2 separate regions of the Homo sapiens genome follow, and region 1 is linked to region 2. Evidence: read pairs that join two places in POLR2A ChIA-PET (ENCODE). Cell type or tissue: CD4-positive, alpha-beta T cell. All regions are shown on one strand. Links, peaks and the distances in the headings refer to the core of each region. The heading gives the core; the rest is flanking DNA.

The links. Peaks named below come from ENCODE experiments on the same cell type or tissue, not always from the same donor. Only the 100,000 strongest peaks of a DNase experiment are listed, where the experiment ranks them.
Region 1: POLR2A ChIA-PET joins it to region 2 with 11 read pairs; 2 of 35 experiments call an interaction of 5 or more read pairs at or near these places.

What each region holds. Positions count from the first base shown.
Region 1 is chr2:173,725,837-173,735,318 of GRCh38, forward strand. No RefSeq gene overlaps it. Among named protein-coding and RNA genes, the nearest start is that of SP3, 230 kb to the right of the region's middle. In CD4-positive, alpha-beta T cell, for the core only: no CTCF peak of the experiment used is centred there; no DNase peak of the experiment used is centred there; H3K27me3 peaks cover 297 bases.
Region 2 is chr2:174,055,659-174,065,140 of GRCh38, forward strand. It overlaps LOC105373746 (a long non-coding RNA gene), which reads right to left and starts at 6,973. Exons shown (of 3, transcript XR_923589.3): 1 at 6,746-6,973; 2 at 6,260-6,376; 3 at 5,092-5,273. RefSeq lists an enhancer at 7,237-7,856. In CD4-positive, alpha-beta T cell, for the core only: no CTCF peak of the experiment used is centred there; a DNase peak (open chromatin) is centred at 4,103.

The DNA.
Region 1 (9,482 bases), core at 424-8,423, 330 kb before region 2:
AATATATGGTGATATATTTATATAGTGGGGTACTATGCCACAATGAAAATGAACAACTACTGCTACAACAGCAGGGATGAATCTCACAAACAAAAGGTTGAGCAAAACAAGTCGCATACAAAGGAGTACATACAATAAGATTACATTCATATATAAAGTTCAAAAAAAGGCTAAGCTCATACACCAACAACATCCAAGCCAAAAGCCAAATAAAGAATGCAATTCCATTCACAATTGCCACAAAAAGAATAAAATACTCAGTAATACAGCTAACCAGGGAGGTGGAAGATCTCTACAATGGGAATTACAAAACACTGCTCAAAGAAATCAGAGATGACACAAACAAATGGAAAAACATTCCATGCTCATGGATAAGAAGAATCAATATCATTAAAATGGCCATACTGCCCAAAGCAATCTACAAATTCAGTGCTACTCCTGCCAAACTACTAAGAAGAATGACAATCTTCACAGAAATAGAAAAAACTATTTTAAAATTGATATGGAACCAAGAAAGAGACCAAATAGCCAAGGCAATCCTTAGCAAAAAGAACAAAGTTGGAGGCATCACGTTACTCTACTTCAAACTATACTACAGGGCTATGGTAAACAAAATAGCATAGTAGCAGTACAATGGAACAGAATAGAGAGACCAGAATTAAGGCCACACGCCTACAACCATCTGATCTTCAGCAAAGCTGACAAAAACTAGCAATGAGGAAAGGACTCCTCATTCAATAAATGGTGCTGAGATAACTGGCTAACCATATGCAAAATATTGAAATGGAACCCTCTCCTTACACCATATACAAAAATCAACTCAAGATGGATTAAAGACTTAAATGTAAAACTTAAAAATATTTTTTAAAGAAAACCCTTGAAGATAAAGATAACCTAGGAAATACCATTCTGGACATAGGAACGAGCAAAGATTTCATGACAAAGACACTAAAAGCAATGGCAACAAAAGCAAAAATTGACAAATGGGATCTAATTAAAGAGCTTCTGCACAGCGAAAGAAACCATCAACAGAGTAAACAGACAACCTACAGAATAAGAGGAAAGATTTACAAACTATGCATCTGACAAAGGTTCAGTATCCAGAATCCATAAGGAACTTAAACAAATTTACAAGCAAAAGACAAACGATCCCATTAAAACGTGAGCAAAGGACATGAACAGACACTTCTCAAAAGAAGACATACATATAGCTAACAAGCTTATGAAAAAATGCTCAACATCGCTGATCATTAGAGAAATGCAAATCAAAGCTACATTGAGAAACCATCTCACATCAGTCAGCAAGGCTATTATTAAAAAGTCAAAAAATAACAGATGCTGGTGAGGTTGCAGGGAAAAGGGAATGCTTATACACTGCTGGTGGGAGTGCAAATTAGTTCAGCTGCTGTGGAAAGCAATGTGATAATTCCTCAAAGAACTAAAAACAGAATTACCATTCAACCCAGAAATCCCATTATTGGGTATACCAAAGGAACATAAATCATTCTACCATAAAGACACATGCATGCATGTGTTCACTGCAGCCTTATTCACAGTAGAAAAGACATGGAATCAATCTAAATGCCCATCAATGATAGACTGGGTAAAGAAAATATGGTACAGATACACCATGGAATATTGTGTAGCCATAAAAAAGAATGAGATCATGTCCTTTGCAGCAACATGGATGGAGCTGGAGGCTTTTATCCTATGGAAACTAAAGCAGGAACAGAAAACCAAATACCACATGTTCTCCCTTGTAAGTGGGAGCTAAACAATGAGAATATGTGGACACAAAGAGGAGAACAACAGACACTGGGACCTGCTTGAGGTTGGAGGGTGGGAAGAGGAAGAGGATCAGAAAACCTGAGAAAAACCTGCCTATCAGGCACTATGCTTAGTATCTACATGATGAAATGATCTGTACACCAAACCCCCATGACATGAGTTTACCTATATAACAAACCTGCACATGCACCTCTGAACCTTAAATAAAATTTAAAAAATAAATAAATAAAAGGAAAAAAAAAACAGGCTTAGCTAATCTAGGGTGATAAAAGAGTAGTGGTTACCTTTAGGCAGCAAGAGGAAAAGGCAGGTGGCTTTGGCTTCTAGGGTGCTGATAATGCTCTATTTCTTGATATGGGGTGGTTACATTGTTGTGTTCACTCTGCCGAAATCAATTAAATTAATCAATACAAAGTTACTTTTTTGAAAATTCAGCGGAATGTTTTAGAAGAATTTGACGATGTAATTTTAAAAGTTATGTATAAGAAATTATTAGTGACTACAATCAAAACTTCTTTAAAAATAAGGGTGACAAGTAGAATTTTTATCTGCCAAATATTAAAGCCGATTTAAAAACAATAATTAAAACAGTGAGACGTTGGTACAAGAAGAGACAAACCAGCCAAGAAAACAGAATAAAAAGCAGACATACATCATTATCTGTCCATTAAAAATAAATAAAATTTATGTCAAAGAAAAAAAAAGAAATTTCAAATGAAAAAATTAACAGATTTAATTACATTTAAAGTTCTGTACACAAATGGCACATTAAGCATTTATTATTTTAATGTATAAAGATCTCCCAAATGATGGGAATGTAAAATAAAGCACTACTTTAAATAATAATTTGACAATCTGGATAGAAGGGAGGACATGTGCTATAGACTGAATGTATGTATGTGTCCCCCCAAAATTCATATGTTGAACCCTAATCCCCAATGTGAAGGTATCAGAAGGTGGGGCCTTTGGGAGATGATTAAGTCAAGAGGTCTCTGCCCTCATGGGATGAATGCCCTTATAAAGAGACCCCAGAGAGTTCCCTCTCCCCTTCCACCATATGAGGACACATGGAGAAGATGGCTGTCTATGAACCAGGAAGCAGGCCATTACCAGAACCAAACTGTGCTGACACTCTGATCTCAGGCTTCCAAACTCCAGAATTACAAGAAATGAATTTCTGTTGTTTATAAGCCACCCAGGCTATGGTAGATTGTTATAGCAGCCCAAACAGACTAAGATACTATGCATATTCTGTGACCCAACAATTCCACTTCTAAATATGTACTCTAATTTTAGCACTTTACTCAAGGAGATAGCGACAAAATAGTAAATATCTGCCAATAAGGGAATGAGATAAATAATCTGATACATCTATAGAATGGAATACAACAGTTAAAATGAATGAACTAGACATATATGTATCAACATAGGTACCTCAAAAGATAATGTTGAGTTGAAAAAGCAGGATGCAAATTAATATGTAAATATTATATCATTTATGTAAATTTTAAAAAATCTTCCATTTTGTTATAGGGCACATACAAATGTAGAAAAAAAGCATTCAGCCAGGAGTGGTGACTCATGCCCATAATCCCAGCACTTTGGGAGGCGGAGGCAGGCCGGTCACTTGAGGCCAGGAGTTTGAGACCAGCCTGGCCAACATGGTGAAACCCTGTCTCTACTAAAAATATAAAAATTACCTAGGCATGGTGGCGCATGCCTGTAATCCCAGCTACTTGGGAGGCTGAGGCAGGAGAATCACTTGAACCCAGGAGGCGGAGGCTGCAGTGAGCCAAGGTCGTACTACTGCACTCCAGACTGGGTGACAGAGCCACACACTGTCTTTTTTTTTTTTCTGATCCTGATTTTTTTTTTATTATACTTTAAGTTTTGGGGTACATGTGCACAACGTGCAGGTTTGTTACATATGTATACATGTGCCATGTTGGTGTGCTGCACCCATTAACTCGTCATTTAGCATCAGGTATATCTCCTAATGCTATCCCTCCCCCCTCCCCCCACCCCACAACAGTCCCCGGTGTGTGATGTTCCCCTTCCTGTGTCCATGTGTTCTCATTGTTCAGTTCCCACCTATGAGTGAGAACATGTGGTGTTTGGTTTTTTGTCCTTGCAGTAGTTTGCTGAGAATGATGGTTTCCAGCTTCACCCATGTCCCTACAAAGGACATGAACTCATCATTTTTTATGACTGCATAGTATTCCATGGTGTATATGTGCCACATTTTCTTAATCCAGTCTATCATTGTTGGACATTTGGGTTGGTTCCAAGTCTTTGCTATTGTGAACAGTGCTGCAATAAACATACGTGTGCATGTGTCTTTATAGCAGCACGATTTATAATCCTTTGGGTATATACCCAGTAATGGGATGGCTGGGTCAAATGGTATTTCTAGTTCTAGATCCCTGAGGAATCGCCACACCGACTTCCACAATGGTTGAACTAGTTTACAGTCCCACCAACAGTGTAAAAGTGTTCCTATTTCTCCACATCCTCTCCAGCACCTGTTGTTTCTTGACTTTTTAATGATCGCCATTCTAACTGGTCTGAGATGGTATCTCATAGTGGTTTTGATTTGCATTTCTCTGATGGCCAGTGATGGTGAGCATTTTTTCATGTGTTTTTTGGCTGCATAAATGTCTTCTTTTGAGAAGTGTCTTTTCACATCCTTCACCCACTTTTTGATGGGGTTGTTTGTTTTTTTCTTGTAAATTTGTTTGAGTTCATTGTAGATTCTGGATATTAGCCCTTTGTCAGGTGAGTAGGTTGCAAAAATTTTCTCCCATTCTGTAGGTTCCCTGTTCAATCTGATGGTGGTTTCTTTTGCTGTGCAGAAGCTCTTTAGTTTAATTAGATCCCATTTGTCAATTTTGGCTTTTGTTGCCATTGCTTTTGGTGTTTTAGACATGAAGTCCATGCCCATGCCTATGACCTGAATGGTAATGCCTAGGTTTTCTTCTAGGGTTCTTATGTTTTTAGATCTAACATGTAAGTCTTTAATCCATCTTGAATTGATTTTTGTATAAGGTGTAAGGAAGGGATCCAGTTTCAGCTTTCTACATATGGCTAGCCAGTTTTCCCAGCACCATTTATTAAATAGGGAATCCTTTCCCCATTGCTTGTTTTTGTCAGGTTTGTCAAAGATCAGATAGTTGCAGACTCTGTCTTGGAAAAAAAAAAAAGCAAAAAAAAGCATTCGAACACCCATGGGAAATGTATATGTCAACTTCTAGAGAGTGGTTGCTTTGAGAAGAAAGAAAGGAGACTAGCATGAGCAAAGTTTTAACATTATGTTAAATATTTGATGTGCTTTTAGAAAAACAGCTGAAGCACACATAACAACATAATCATTTCCACCATTGTTAAGTTATTTTTGGTATACTTGAAATATATTATAATTAAAATAAAATAAAAAGGTCTACAAATCAATTTTAAAAAGCACAAATCAGTCTTCTACACTTCAATAGAAAAAAAGAAATCAGGAAAGAATAAAGGCACCTCACAAAAGAAGAAACACACCTGAATAATAAATGTGAAAACATTCATCATCTCCCTGGAAATAAAAAATAATTACAAATTAGAATAACTTTTTTGTTGTTGAAAAAATTTTAATGATAATATCACTCTTGGCAAAGGAAATATGTGCTGTCTATACTGCTAGTAACAGAATTTACCTTTGCGTCTGTGTGTGTGGAGTGGGGGTAATTTGATCATATGTTTTAAAATCTTAAATATATTTGTACAATTTTACCCATTCATTCCACTTCCTTGATTTTTTTCTTAAGGAAAATGTCTGAGTTAAACACAGAGATGTTCATTATGACAAGGCTCATTATCTTAAATAATCTAAATGTCCAGAAATCAGAGGTTAAGTAAATTAGTTTATATCCAAAAGATGAATTCTATACAGCCTTTAAATATCATACTGTAAAAGAATTATCACTGCAGCCGGGTATCATGGCTCACGCCTGTAATCCTAGCACTTTGGGAGGTCAGGGCAGGAGGATTGCTTAAGCCCAGGAGTTCAAGATCAGCCTAGACAACATAGCAAGACCCGTCTCTACAAAAAAAAAAAAAAATTAGGCCAGGCATGGTGGCTCATGTCTGTAATCTCAGCACTTTGGGAGGCTGAGGCGGGCAGATCATGAGGTCAGGAGATCGAGACCATCCTGGCTAACACGGTGAAACCCGTCTCCACTAAAAATACAAAAATTAGCCAGGCATGGTGGCAGGCGCCTCTAGTCCCAGCTACTAGGGAGGCTGAGGCAGGAGAATGGCGTGAACCCAGGAGGGGAGCTTGCAGTGAGCCAAGATCACGCCACTGCACTCCAGCCTGGGCGACAGAGCAAGACTCCGTCTCAAAAAAAAAAAAACAACAAAAAACAAAAAACAAAAATTAGCCAGGTATGGTTGTGTGCACCTGTAGTCCCACCTACTAGGGAGAGTAAGGTGAGAGGATTGCTTGAGCCCAGGAGGTCAAAGCTGCAGTGAGCAGTGATTGTGCCACTGCACTCCAGCTTGGGCAACAGAGTGAGACCCTGTCTCAAAAAAAAAAAAAAAAAAAAGAATTCGACATGAGAAATTATGACATTATGTTGTGAAAAACTTGTTATAAAACGGCATCTTCATTATGATCCCACCATATATGTACATATTGTTTTTTAGGTGCATTTTTTTTTTTTAAAGCTCTCACCCTGTGTCGCCCAGGCTGGAGTGCAATGGCTCAATCCAGGTCACTGCAACCTCCACCTCCCAGGTTCAAGTGATTCTCCTGCCTCAGGCTGCCAAGTAGCTTGGATTACAGGTGCTCGCCACCACACCTGGCTAATTTTGGTATTTTCTGTAGAAGTGGGGTTTTGCCATGTTGGCCAGGCTGGTCTGAAATTCCCAACCTCAAGTGATCTGCCCATCTCAGCCTCCCGAAGTGCTGGGATTACAGGCGTGGGCCACCGTGCCTGGCCCTACAAGTGCAAATGTAAAAGGATAATCACCAACATGTTAACAGTGGTTATCTCCACATGACAAGCTGGGCAAGTTTCATTTTTTTCTTTATAATTTCTGTATTTCCAATTACATTGACATATGTTATTTTCATAATCACTCAAAATAATATTTAGCCCTCATTTTTTAATTAGAAATTTTACTGGCCTAAAAATGTGCATTATTGGTCTGATATTTTAAAAAATCAGAGATCAGGATACCACTAAATGAACACATGACCAAATCACAACAAACAGCTTGATGTTTAGGTTCAGAAACCCATCCATACAGGTGTTTCTTGGTCCCTTAATTTAATCAGCAAGAATTCGTTAATTAGCACTCTTTCCAAAGGAAACCTGCATTTTATCATAAAGATGGAACAAAACATCTGCGCTTCCATTGCCCAGGAGCATGTAATGTAGTGTGTCCAGGTAAGCTCAGAATCTGGCAAATTTATACACAGCCGGTACGTGCTGTAGCAAAGAAGTATTAACAGAAAGTCCAGGAGACCTGGTTCCATTCTGAGTTCAGGCCCCACCGAAAGGAACTCTGCCCTGGCCATGGTTACAGCATTTCCTTACAGGACCTTAGGACCAGAAGCAGCAGGAGAAAGAGGAGCAGAGTTTGAGGACAGGGCAAATGGAATCTCTCTGGGGGACAATCTGGGTAAAAATGGGTAAAGAAAATGCCCTCTGACCACAACCAAAATTACTAGGGAGAGCCCAGAAAATTGGGGAATGCCAGGAAATGAACTGAATGCCCCTTCCTCACCAGGGAATACTTGAGGATTTTTTAAATGCAGAGCCACAGACTGCTAAAAGCCAAGTTAGAGGGAGTAAAGGAATTTGCTCAGGGTCACACAAGTTGGCAAACAGGTGAGCTGAGATCAAAACTCAAGCAGGTGACTCCAAAGCCTGTATTTCTCCCCACTGTCGAAACACTACCTAATAAATGGAGAAGGTAGAGTCCGATTCACCTCAATCTTCCAGCTCGATTCTGCCATGACACCATATGAAATACTGAAGGCTGCACGTTATCTATAGTATTACCCTTTGAGTATCCTAAATGCCAAAATACTAGAAGAAAACATGACTAAACAATATCCCAATCAAGTGTTTATAAGAAAACAAACAAACAAAAAAGAATGAAGAAGAAAGAATAAGAGAAGGAAACCAAGGCAGAGTTAAAAAGTGTAATTGATCTAACCAAAGTCATGCTTTAAGACCCTGTTATCAAGGCACAGAGGGGCCTCCAATTTGCACAGCATCAGGGGGCATTGTTCATTGTTGTTCATCTCCCTTAGAGTTGTGCAAGCCTTACAAATTGGTAAATAAGTTGAAATGATGCAAGTGTGCATCATGGAATATTTCTCAAACATTTGCTTATTCCAAGAACATTCCAAGACATAATTTTTCTTGTCGAGGTGCCTGCGGGAGGAAGTATTCCATGAGTTTGCTCCCAAAGTAGGGAAGTTGCCACTTCCAAAGCCATTTCATGCCACTTTGCTGCAGGTATTAAAGGAAGTCCCAAACTGACAAGAGTTCTCTCCATCAAGGACAAATGGCCAAGATGTGATTAGTGATGTTGAGCACCTTTTAACATACCTGTTGGCTATTTGTATGTCTTCTTTGGAAAAATGTTTATTCAGATCCTTTGTCCATTTTTTAGTTAGGTTATTTGGTTTTTTTTGCAATTGAATTGTTTGAGTTGCTTATATATTTTGGATATTAACTTCTTATCAGTTATATGTTCTGCAAATATTTTCTCCCATTCAATAGATTGTCTTTTCAATCTGTTGTTTCCTTTGCTATGCAGAATCTTTTTAGTTAAATTCAAACCCATTAGTCTGTTTTTGCTTTTGTTACAAATTATGTTGTGCTTATGCCAAATAATACATAATAATGCCAGAAAATACAATGGCGTTCTTGACTACCAATCCCACCCCACCATCACCATCACCACTGCCCTAATTTCATTCCTGTCCCTGGAGGTTAACCACTATAATTTCTGGCATATACCTTTCTGGACATTTTTAAGTGTATTTAAAAGATATATGTATCCATAAATATATAATTATATGGTTATATCTTTTACATGAATAGTGTCATGTCATACACATTTTTCTTCAACTTTCCTTATTTGTTTAAAAATCTGTCTTGGAAGTCTTTCAATGGCAGTACATACAGGCCTATTGCATTCCTTTTAACTGCTGTGTGGCTAATACTCCTGCATAGCCTGTGACATCAGAGTTTGTTTAACCGCTCCTTCGCTGCTTCCAATCTTTCACCGTAATAATACTGCAGAGTACTGCAGTAATGAATGTACTTGTATATAGAACTGTGGGCACATGTCCAAGTCTTTCTTTGGGACAAATGTCTATATATGGAACTGCTATAAATTATCACAGTTTCAGCAAAAATGATCATTCCTCCAAGGCCACACTTCTTCACACCCTCGCCAATCATCAATGAGAGTGTCTGTTTACCTAACCTTCACCAGCAGTGAACAGTGTTGGTGTTGCAATAAGTTCAGTGGGCAAAAATAGCACTTCACTGTTATAACTTTCATCTCCCTGAATATAGTGAGCTTGAGCAGTAATTTTTAAGTGTGTGTTTCATCTGCAGTCTCCTATATTTTATTCTACTACTTTGATAGGTTTATTTTTCTAATTAATTCCATGATCCACCTCGAGTTTA
Region 2 (9,482 bases), core at 810-8,809:
ATAGGATATTTTGGAAATGACAGTGTTTGACTCCTGAGCCTGGGCCATAAAAGACCTATGGCTTTTGCCTTGCTCTTGCTTGAGTCACTCACTCTGGAGAAAGCCAGATGCCATGTTATGAGGGCTCCTGAGTGGCTCTGGGAAGTAGCTCCACCAAACAGTCCACATGGTGAGAAACTGAGTAGCTCCAGTTTTGCGGTCACGAGAGTGAGCTACCTCGGGAGTACTGTCTGCAGCTCCAGCCCGGCCCTTGGATTGCTGTGCACAGATGAGCTGCTTCCACCGACTTCTGGCTTGCAAAAACTGCTAGGTCATAAATGTTATTGTTGTTTGAAGATGTAAATCTGGGGTGACTTGTTATGCAGCACTGTATAACTAATACAGCACCTAATCTATAAGAGCTTTATAACTTCACAGGGGAGAAAAGATGGATCTGAATATGTAAAACTGTGAAATAAACCAGTATGTATGAACCATATACCAACTGTCACAAGTTCTGAGAAATGAGAGGAGGAAAGAAGGAGGCTGTACAGTTGACAAACAAGGACCCCCAATTAGGAGGTCAATATTAGAAGAAAAGGAGGTTCGAAGAAAGGCAGGACCACATCTTGGGTTCTCTCCATTTTTGTTTTTTGTTTATTTTTTTGAGACGGTCTTGCTCTGTTACCTAGGCTGGAGTGCAGTGGCATGATCTTGGCTCACTGCAGCCTCTGCTCCCGGGCTCAAGTGATCCTCCCACCTCAGCCTCCCTAGCAGCTGGGACGACAGGTGCAAACCACCATGCCTGGCAATTTTTTTTTTGTATTTTTAGTAGAGACAGGGTTTCACCATGTTGGTCAGGCTAGTCTCAAACTCCTGACCTCCTGATCCGCCCGCCTTGGCCTCCCAAAATGCTGGAATTACAGGCATAAGCCACCGTGCCCGGCCATTTCCTTTTTGAAGAAACCAAATTCTTGAGGAGTTTATGCAAATATTCTTTGCAAAATGTGAAATGCACTTGAAAATCAAGAATACATCTTTAGCTGGGCACAGTGGCACACACCTATAGTCCCAGCTACTCAGGAGACTGAGGTGGGAAGATTGCTTGAGCACAGGAGCTGGAGACTAGCCAACACAGCAAGACCCCAACTAGGCAACACAGCAAGACCCCATCTCTGAAAAAAAAAAACCCTAAAAATAAAAAAATAGATATATCTTTAAAACAACATGTAAGTCAAACAAACTACTTTTGGTAAGGAAATTCAGCCTTATAAAAGTGCAAAAAATTTACCAAAACACAAAAGTGGTTTACCAGTCTGTTACATACCATCATCTATGCTGGGTTGAGAAATTAAAGGATATTTATTTGTCAGATTGATTTAAATTAAAGAATAAAATAACTCAGTTCCTGGTGGGTTGGTTTCCACACTGGAGCAATGGAGAGACTCCTAAAATAAAGGTAAAATAAAGGATATCTATTTAGATGAGAGGAGGAAACAAACAAATAAAAGCTCCTCAACCAACCAGAGAAAATTAATCCCTCTTTCCAGTCTTCACTGTTTTTCATTTTGCTTTGCTTTGTTTCCTTAAGGAAATTTAAAACATAGTGGAAGTCACGATGGCATGGAAATGATGGCTGGGAAAGCATCCCGGTACCTTTTCATGTTGCCTGAATCTCGCTCAAGATATCAGTTTCCAATGGAATGGGGAAATCTGTGTAAACCAAATAGAATATTAAAGTACACGAACAAGCAGCCTGAAAAAAAAAGTTCAATAAAGTAAATGAACAAATATATAAAACAGATAGCCAACTTCACCAGTAAAGAAATGCAAACTAAACCACAAGGAGATTGAAATGTTAAAAATCGATTGGATTGGTAAAGACTAAAAAGGTTGATAATGCTCAGTAGTTGGGGGTCTGGGAATCGAGCACACCATGGGGTGAGGTGGGAACGTTAACTGGTACAACCATTTTATTTTATTTTATTTTATTTTGTTTTGATTTATGTATTTATGTATTTATGTATGTATGTATTTATTTTTTTAAGACAGAATCTCCCTCTGGCTCCCAGGCTGGAGTGCAGTGGCATGATCTTGGCTCATTGCAACCTCTGCCTCCCAGGTTCAAGCAATTCTCCTGCCTCAGCTTCGCAAGTAGTTGGGACTACAGGTGCGCACAACCATGCCCAACTAATTTCTGTATTTTTAGTAGAGATGGGATTTTGCCATGTTGGCCAGGCTGATCTCTAACTCCTGACCCCGAGTGATCTGCCTGTATTGGCCTCCCAAAGTGCTGGGATTACAGGCATAAGCCACTGTGCCCGGCCATGGTACAACCGTTTCAGACAGCAATTTGACACCACCCAGCAATGCATACCCTTTGATCCAGCAATTCCATTCCCAGGAATTTATCCTAAATGTGAAAGTATATGTAGAAGCTCAAGCATATTCACTGCAGCCTTTTGGGAATAATGGGAAAATTAGAAATCTCAATGTACACAAGAGAGGGCTGGCTACATAAACAAATAAATGAGAACAAACACGTGGTGCCTGCTTATTCTGTGCCAGCATTCTTCTAGGAGCTCTATGCACATGAAGTCACGTGATCTCTCAAGATCCCTTAGACTTGGTTCCTGTCTTAGGAGAGTTCAGCCTTACAAACAAATATCACTCAGCCATCAAAAAGCTCAGGAATAGGTCCAGATGTGCTGACACAAAAAATACTCATGACATGGAAGTGATAAAAGGAAGTTTCAGGGAAAGCTATGGAGCACAATCTCATTTATGATTTAAAAAGAGACTGTGCATACATGTTTATATTTATACAGAAAATGTCTGGAAAGATAAACCAGAAGGAAACAGTTAACAGAGAAATCCTCTGGAGAAAGCCAGGGAAGGGAGGAGAACCCTCCATTTTTTACCTAATATCTTTCTTTTTGGTTTTATTTTTAAAAAATAAAGCCCAGAGTCAGCCAAACTGCAAAGGCTGAGGTCACAATTCCTAACCCTGCTTTCATTTTGGACACTGACCTCAACTTTGGGGGATTCCCCCAAACTACTCTCAGATTGGATAATTCACTAGGAGGACCCGCTGAATTTATTGAAAGCTATTATACTCATGGTTTTGATTTATTATAGAGAAAAGATACAGATTAGAATTAGCCAAAGAAAGAGACACACAGGGCAGTCTGGGAGGCTTATCAAACATGAAGCTTCCATTGTCCTCTCCTGTGGAGTTAGAACACATTACCTTCCTGGCATCTGTGTGTGAGGATACACCTTGAGTACTGTCAACCAAAGAGGTACAAGCAAATTTCAGTGTCCAGAGTTTTTATTGGAGCTTCATTCTGTAGGCCTGATGGGTTTATTGATTGCCCACATGGCTGATCTCATTCTGAAAGTCAGCTGACACTACATGACCCAAATTCTCACCCTAAATCACACTGCTGGGTCTTTCTGGCATGGCCAGTATGTACCCCAGGATCCAGTGTGGTTATCTCATCCCCTAAACCAAGATACTCTTATAAGTTATGACTGAGGTTAATCCCAGAAGCTGAGGGCAAAGGCCAGATCACCCTCTGGGCAAGACCAAATGCTTCACTACACATTGTTAGAATGAAGACATGGAATAGCCATGTGGCTAATTGTTTTTCCACGTGCTGCCTGGTGCATGGGCCAGTTTCTAAGCTGTGTGTTTATGTAAGATGATTCATCTTCACTGAGACGCTCTGATCATGTGGACTTTTGTTTTGTGTTTTCTTAGATTCTGTATTTGTCTGTTTGGTATTCATTAGTCACAAGGCCAAATTAATGGCCATGATTATTTCTATTTCCTCTGCAATCCAGGTTTCCCAGATGCACAAAAATCATATTACAAACCCTCTAACCAATCATTTGAGTCCATACTCCCAAACACTTCCTTATCTCACTCTTACACACCAGCCAGTATTTCCTCTGCCCGAAATCACCCAGGGCCAGGTACCAGACAACTACAGACCACTCCTATAGCCCAGAGCCTGCCCAAATTATTTGAAATAGCCAATCCTACACTGTTTCTCCTGCCCCGCCTTGTTTTTCCCAAGGCAACCGCAATAAACGCTGTGGCCTGGGCTTTCTTCTCACCACTTCTCCTTCCTGACCTAACCTGGTGCTTCCCCATGTGGCCCTGCATGCATGATGTGCCCTCATCCCTTGGCAAATACAACTCATAAATTCTTCTTCCAATGACATGGCCTCTCCATGTCATCACTCAATCCCCTCCCTGAATTAGAATCTCCAGTAAAATTGAAACAACTTTTAAATCTCTGATCTACAGGCCTGGGTTTCAGTAGGTCAATAGTCCTTACTGCCTGGTGCAGGCCTGGGCTCATGCATACTTGTTAAATCTAATGAACAGTCTGGGTGCAGTGACTCATGCCTGTAATCCCAGCACTGTGGGAGACAGGGGAAGACAGTTTGCTTGAGCCCAGGAGTTTGAGACCAGACTGGGACACATGGCAAAACCCCATCTCTACCAAAAATACGAAAATTACTCAGGCATGGTGGCATGCGCCAGTAGTCCCAGCTACTCAGAAGGCTGACACAGGAGGATCGCTTGAGCCCAGGAGGTGAGCTGTGATGGGGGCCACTGCACTTCAGCCTGGGTGACACAGCAAGACCCTGTCTCAAAAAAAAAAAAAAATATAATAAATTTTACACTATCAGTTTTTGCTCTAGTGATGAAGGAGATAAATTATTCATCTTGCTTAATGCAATCAGTACTTGATGTGGAATCTGAAAATATGTTAAGCTACTTTCAGAAATGCTCATCAGCCTGCATATCTGCACTGTAAAAGTTCCGTCCTAACTTGTTCAGTGTTCTTTTATCACCCTCCTTTCTCCTCCTTCTTCCCCACACCCTGCCCCTAATTCATTTAGTTAAGCAAATAACCTGTATCCACTGCCAATAACTAAATCTGCCTGGATCACCTTAGAAGCTAAAACCCAGAATGAAAAAAAAAAGTTATGCTTCTTTCATTTGGGCTTGTTGCATGGTTTACTTTAGGCTCTGAGTAAGTGCTATTTTATTATTGTTTTTGCTTGTTACTATCAGGGGATTTCAGGAACTGATTTTAATATAAATGCCTTAATTGTACTCTCAGGAAAAGATATGAAAACAGAAAACCTGATAAATCAGTTGATTCTGTAACTCTCCACATTGTTGTCATCTGTGAAACTGACTTAGCAGTCCCCACGATGAGGTCTGGCCATATTCCCACATTTTCAGGGACACAAGGTGTAAAGATATGAAGGAACTGGAAAGGACAAAAAGTGTGAAAAAATATCAACAAATTTAAGCCTCCAGTGATAAATATGGGTAAAGTGCTGAAGTGATAGACGAATAAGGTTAACAAAGGCCAAGCCATAAAGGATGAGGAATATTTTGGGTTTTAATAATACAGGTGAGCTTTTACAGAAAAAAAAGTTACTGCCTCAGGCAAGAGTAACTGTTTATGGTGGGTTTCCAATAATTCTCAAAGTTTGATCCAGTTAAGAACTCAAATTCTGAACCAGAAAGTTTAAAAAACATTTTAAAGAAGAAAACCTTAAAATAGCTATTTAGGCTGGGCATAGTGGCTGATGCCTATAATCCTAGCACTTTTGGGAGGTCGAGGTGGGAGGATCACTTGAGGTCAGGAGTTTGAGACCGGCCTGGGTAACATAGCAAGACCCCCATCTCTACAAAAAAATAAAAAAATAGTTGGGCATGGTGGTGGTATGCGCCTGTAGTCCTAGCTACTTGGGAGGCTGATGCAGTAGGATCACTTGAGACCAAGAGTTTGAGGCTGCAGTGAGCCATGATTGTACTACTGTACTCCAGCCTGGGTGACAGACCATGACTTTGTCTCTAAAAAATTTTTTTAATAAAATAAGATGGTTGTTTAGAAATACTGACATTCTCTTCTCTATAGATGAGTTATTAAAACATTATTTTATTTTTAATATCCCACTTAGCCAAACTGCACTAGAAAACCAGAAGAATCTAGTTCTAGAAAACACTTTGCTTTTGTAATACTCTTCGGTATTTAACAGTACTTAACAAGCTAGTAAGGAACCATAGCTTTACAGCCAAGTGGGGGATGGGGAATTGTTTTTGCTAAGCCAGGATGAAGGTGTTAGTTATATATGCTCTTGAGCATAGCAAGTTCTGTGAACTCAGATGTATCTGGAGGCTTTTAGCCACAAGTTACAGAATATTCAACTACAAGTGACTGAAATCATGAGGGCATTTAATTCTTACACAAAAGATGACGTCTGTGGGCGGCTGCTCCAACCCGGATTGGCTAACAGTCTAGGGGCTGCTTCTCTGCCTCTCGGTTTTCCTTTCCATAGCTCCAAATACAGTCCTTCATCAAATCTATTTTCAAATAAAAAAAAAGGAATGATGTCCAGCGGGCCCTGGAATTCACCCCAAGCCCTCGCAGGAGGAGGAGGGTGAATGGATAGCTTGGCCAGGCACCGTGGCTCACGCCTGTAATCCCAGCACTTTGGGAGGCTGAGGCGGGTGGATCCCTTGAGCCCAGGAGGCAAAAGTTGCAGTGAGCAACCCCTGCACTCCAGCCAGGGCAACAGAGCAAGACCTTGTCTCAAAACATTAAAAAAAAGAGACAAAATGGATAGCTTTTCTTGTCTCCCTTTTTGTATCAGGGAGGAAAAATTTCCCTGGCAAAGCTTTGCCAAGCCTGCTCCCCAGACCCTCATACTTTCCAGGCCAGAGCTGGCTCACCTGCCTAGCCCTATCACTGGCAAAGGAGAAGTGGGATATCATGATGAATTTAGAGCCATAATGATTCATTTTCTGAAGCTGAGCACACTCGCTGTCTATGGAGCAAAATGAGATTTTGTTGGCAAGGAAAAGGGGGGTGTGGTGGGTTTGTGAGACGGCGATGGTTAAACAATCAATAGTGTTTGTGATGTCTGGAGGCATTAACAGGTGAAAGGTGGGACCCTGGTCCCAATGCCTGAGTTCATCATTACTATTCAATGAGTGCATAATAAGGAAATACATCTTCCATTTGCTATATTGTGAAATTGGATAAAGCCCTCAGTCAAACCAGATATCCTACGTGGCTTTGTAGGAGTTAAGTCACAGAATAGGCTCCTTCCTTGGAAATAAAACTTGACCAAGTCTCTTCCCTAGAAATACAGTTCTTCATTAAATCTATTTTCAAGTTTAAAGTAATGATGTCCCAAGGTCCTTGGAATTCACCCCAAAATGACGCAAATACAATAAGCCAAATGGCTGAAATCACTTACACACAACATTTGACCAAAGCAAATCAGCTTGCTCTCATGCTGTGATCAGAAGAGCAGCAAACTGGAGGCTTTGTTTGAAGCAAAAAGAACACTGAATTCTAAAGACAAGGATCCTCAGGGGGAGAAGAGAGAGATTAGTAAACAGGGTTAGTTAATCCACTCAGACAAGAGCCTCAAAAGTTCAAGGGGTGGTCTGTTGCCTGCACTTCCATGGGATTTCAAAGGATTGCAGTGAGAGGCCGGGAACCAAACACGTCACTCTCCGCAGCCGCTGTCCCATTTATATCATTGATATCAGCAGCCAGGACTGCTCTATTCTACGAAAGGGATGGAACTTTCTCGAAGAAGTGTAGTTGCCCCAAATAGAGACTGCTCAGATTTGGCGGGCCTCTTGAGAGCAAGAACTGAGGAATCTTATCACAAAAATGGGAAGATAAAAGGCAGAGCCTAATGAGAGAACACTGAAACCCTCGTATTTTTTATTCCCTGGAGCAAAGTAAAGAACAGGCATAGAGGAGTCAGAGGGCCTGGTTCTCCTAGGACTGACCCCCACTGGGAAGCGCTGTAGACCGCCCAGGTTGATAAAATGTTGTCACCCTGTGAAAGCAACACAATCCAGTAACTAAAGCGTTCATGAACGGGGGGCCCTGCAGGGTTCTGTGTTAGCTCTTGGAATCTAGGTTCAAAAAACAAAAAACAACAGGGCACGTTGAAGAGGGCTGTGTCAAAATTTCTCCTTTCCCTTCACACCCACGCCTTCCACACCCACTCTGCTGATGGCGTTCACTCCAATTTCATTGAGAAAATGGAAGCTACACATCTAGCCCTGCCTTCCCTCCTATTTACTGGAAGCATTCCTGCTTCTACCAACTGTCAGTCCCTCCACCTATGCTCCAGTTCTCATCCCCTGTAGCTTCTTAAGGACTGGGTCTCTTTCGTCACCCCTCTCCCTCTTGCTTCATCAGCCTCCAGCTCTCCTCCTCTCGGGAACATTCCCCTCAACATCCAGACATGCCCCGGCACGCTCCGTTGCTAAAAAATCTACAGCCAGCCAACCAACCAACCAACCAACCAACCAACCAACCAACAAAAAAACCTCTTTGCTTCCCATCTCCCCCATTTCCATTTCTCTTGTCCCCTTTCTGGCAAAACTTCTCAAAAGAGTAATCTGAACTTGCTTTCAAATTAAACAGAACTTGTCCAGCAGCACCTTTTTTTTTTTTTTTTTTTTTTTTTTTTAGAGTCAGAGTCTTGCTCTGTCACTCGGGCTGAAAAGCAGTGGCACAATCATCACATCCAGCTAATTTTTAGTTTTTATTTTTTGATAGAGACAGTCTTGCAATGTTACCCAGGCTGATCTTGAACTCCTGGCCTCAAGTGATACTCCCATCTTGGCCTCTCAACGTGCTGGATTTTTTTTTTCTTGTTTTCTTTTTCTTTTTTTTTTTGTTGAGATGGAGTCTTGCTCTGTCGCCCAGGCTGGAGTGCGGTGGCGTGATCTCGGCTCACTGCAAGCTCCGCCTCCCGGCTTCACGCCATTCTCCTGCCTCAGCCTCCCGAGTAGCTGGGACTACAGGCGCCTGCCACCTCACCTGGCTCATTTTTGTATTTTTAGTGGAGATGGTGTTTCACCATGTTGGCCAGTCTGGTCTCAAACTCCTGACCTCAGGTGATCCGCCCGCCTCAGCCTCCCAAAGTGCTGGGATTATAGGCGTGAGCCACCGTGCCCCACCCTCAAGCAGAACATCTTTCATCTTCATTTTTTTCAACTGCTCAGCAACATTTGCTGTCTTCTTGAAACCGTTTCTGTCTCCCAGCTGCTCTGACACTAGCCTCTCTGGGTTTGCTCCTCTCTCATTGGCTTCTTCTTCTTCTTCTTCTTTTTTTTTTTTTTTTAGACAAGATCTCGCTCTGTTGCCCAGGCTGCAGTGCAGTGGCACCATTTCTGCTCACTGCAACCTCTGCCTCTTGAGTTCAAGGGATCCTCCCACCTCAGCCTCCTGAGTAGCTGGGATTACAGCTGTGCACCAGCACGCCTGGCTAATTTTTGTACTTTTAGTAGAAATGGGGTTTCACCATGTTGGCCAGGCTGGTCTTGAACTCCTGGCCTCAAGTGATCTGCCTGCCTCAGCCTCCCAAAGTGCTGGGATTACAGGCATGGGCCACCGCGCCCGGCCTCGGCAGTTTTTTTGCTGCGATTTGCTGGC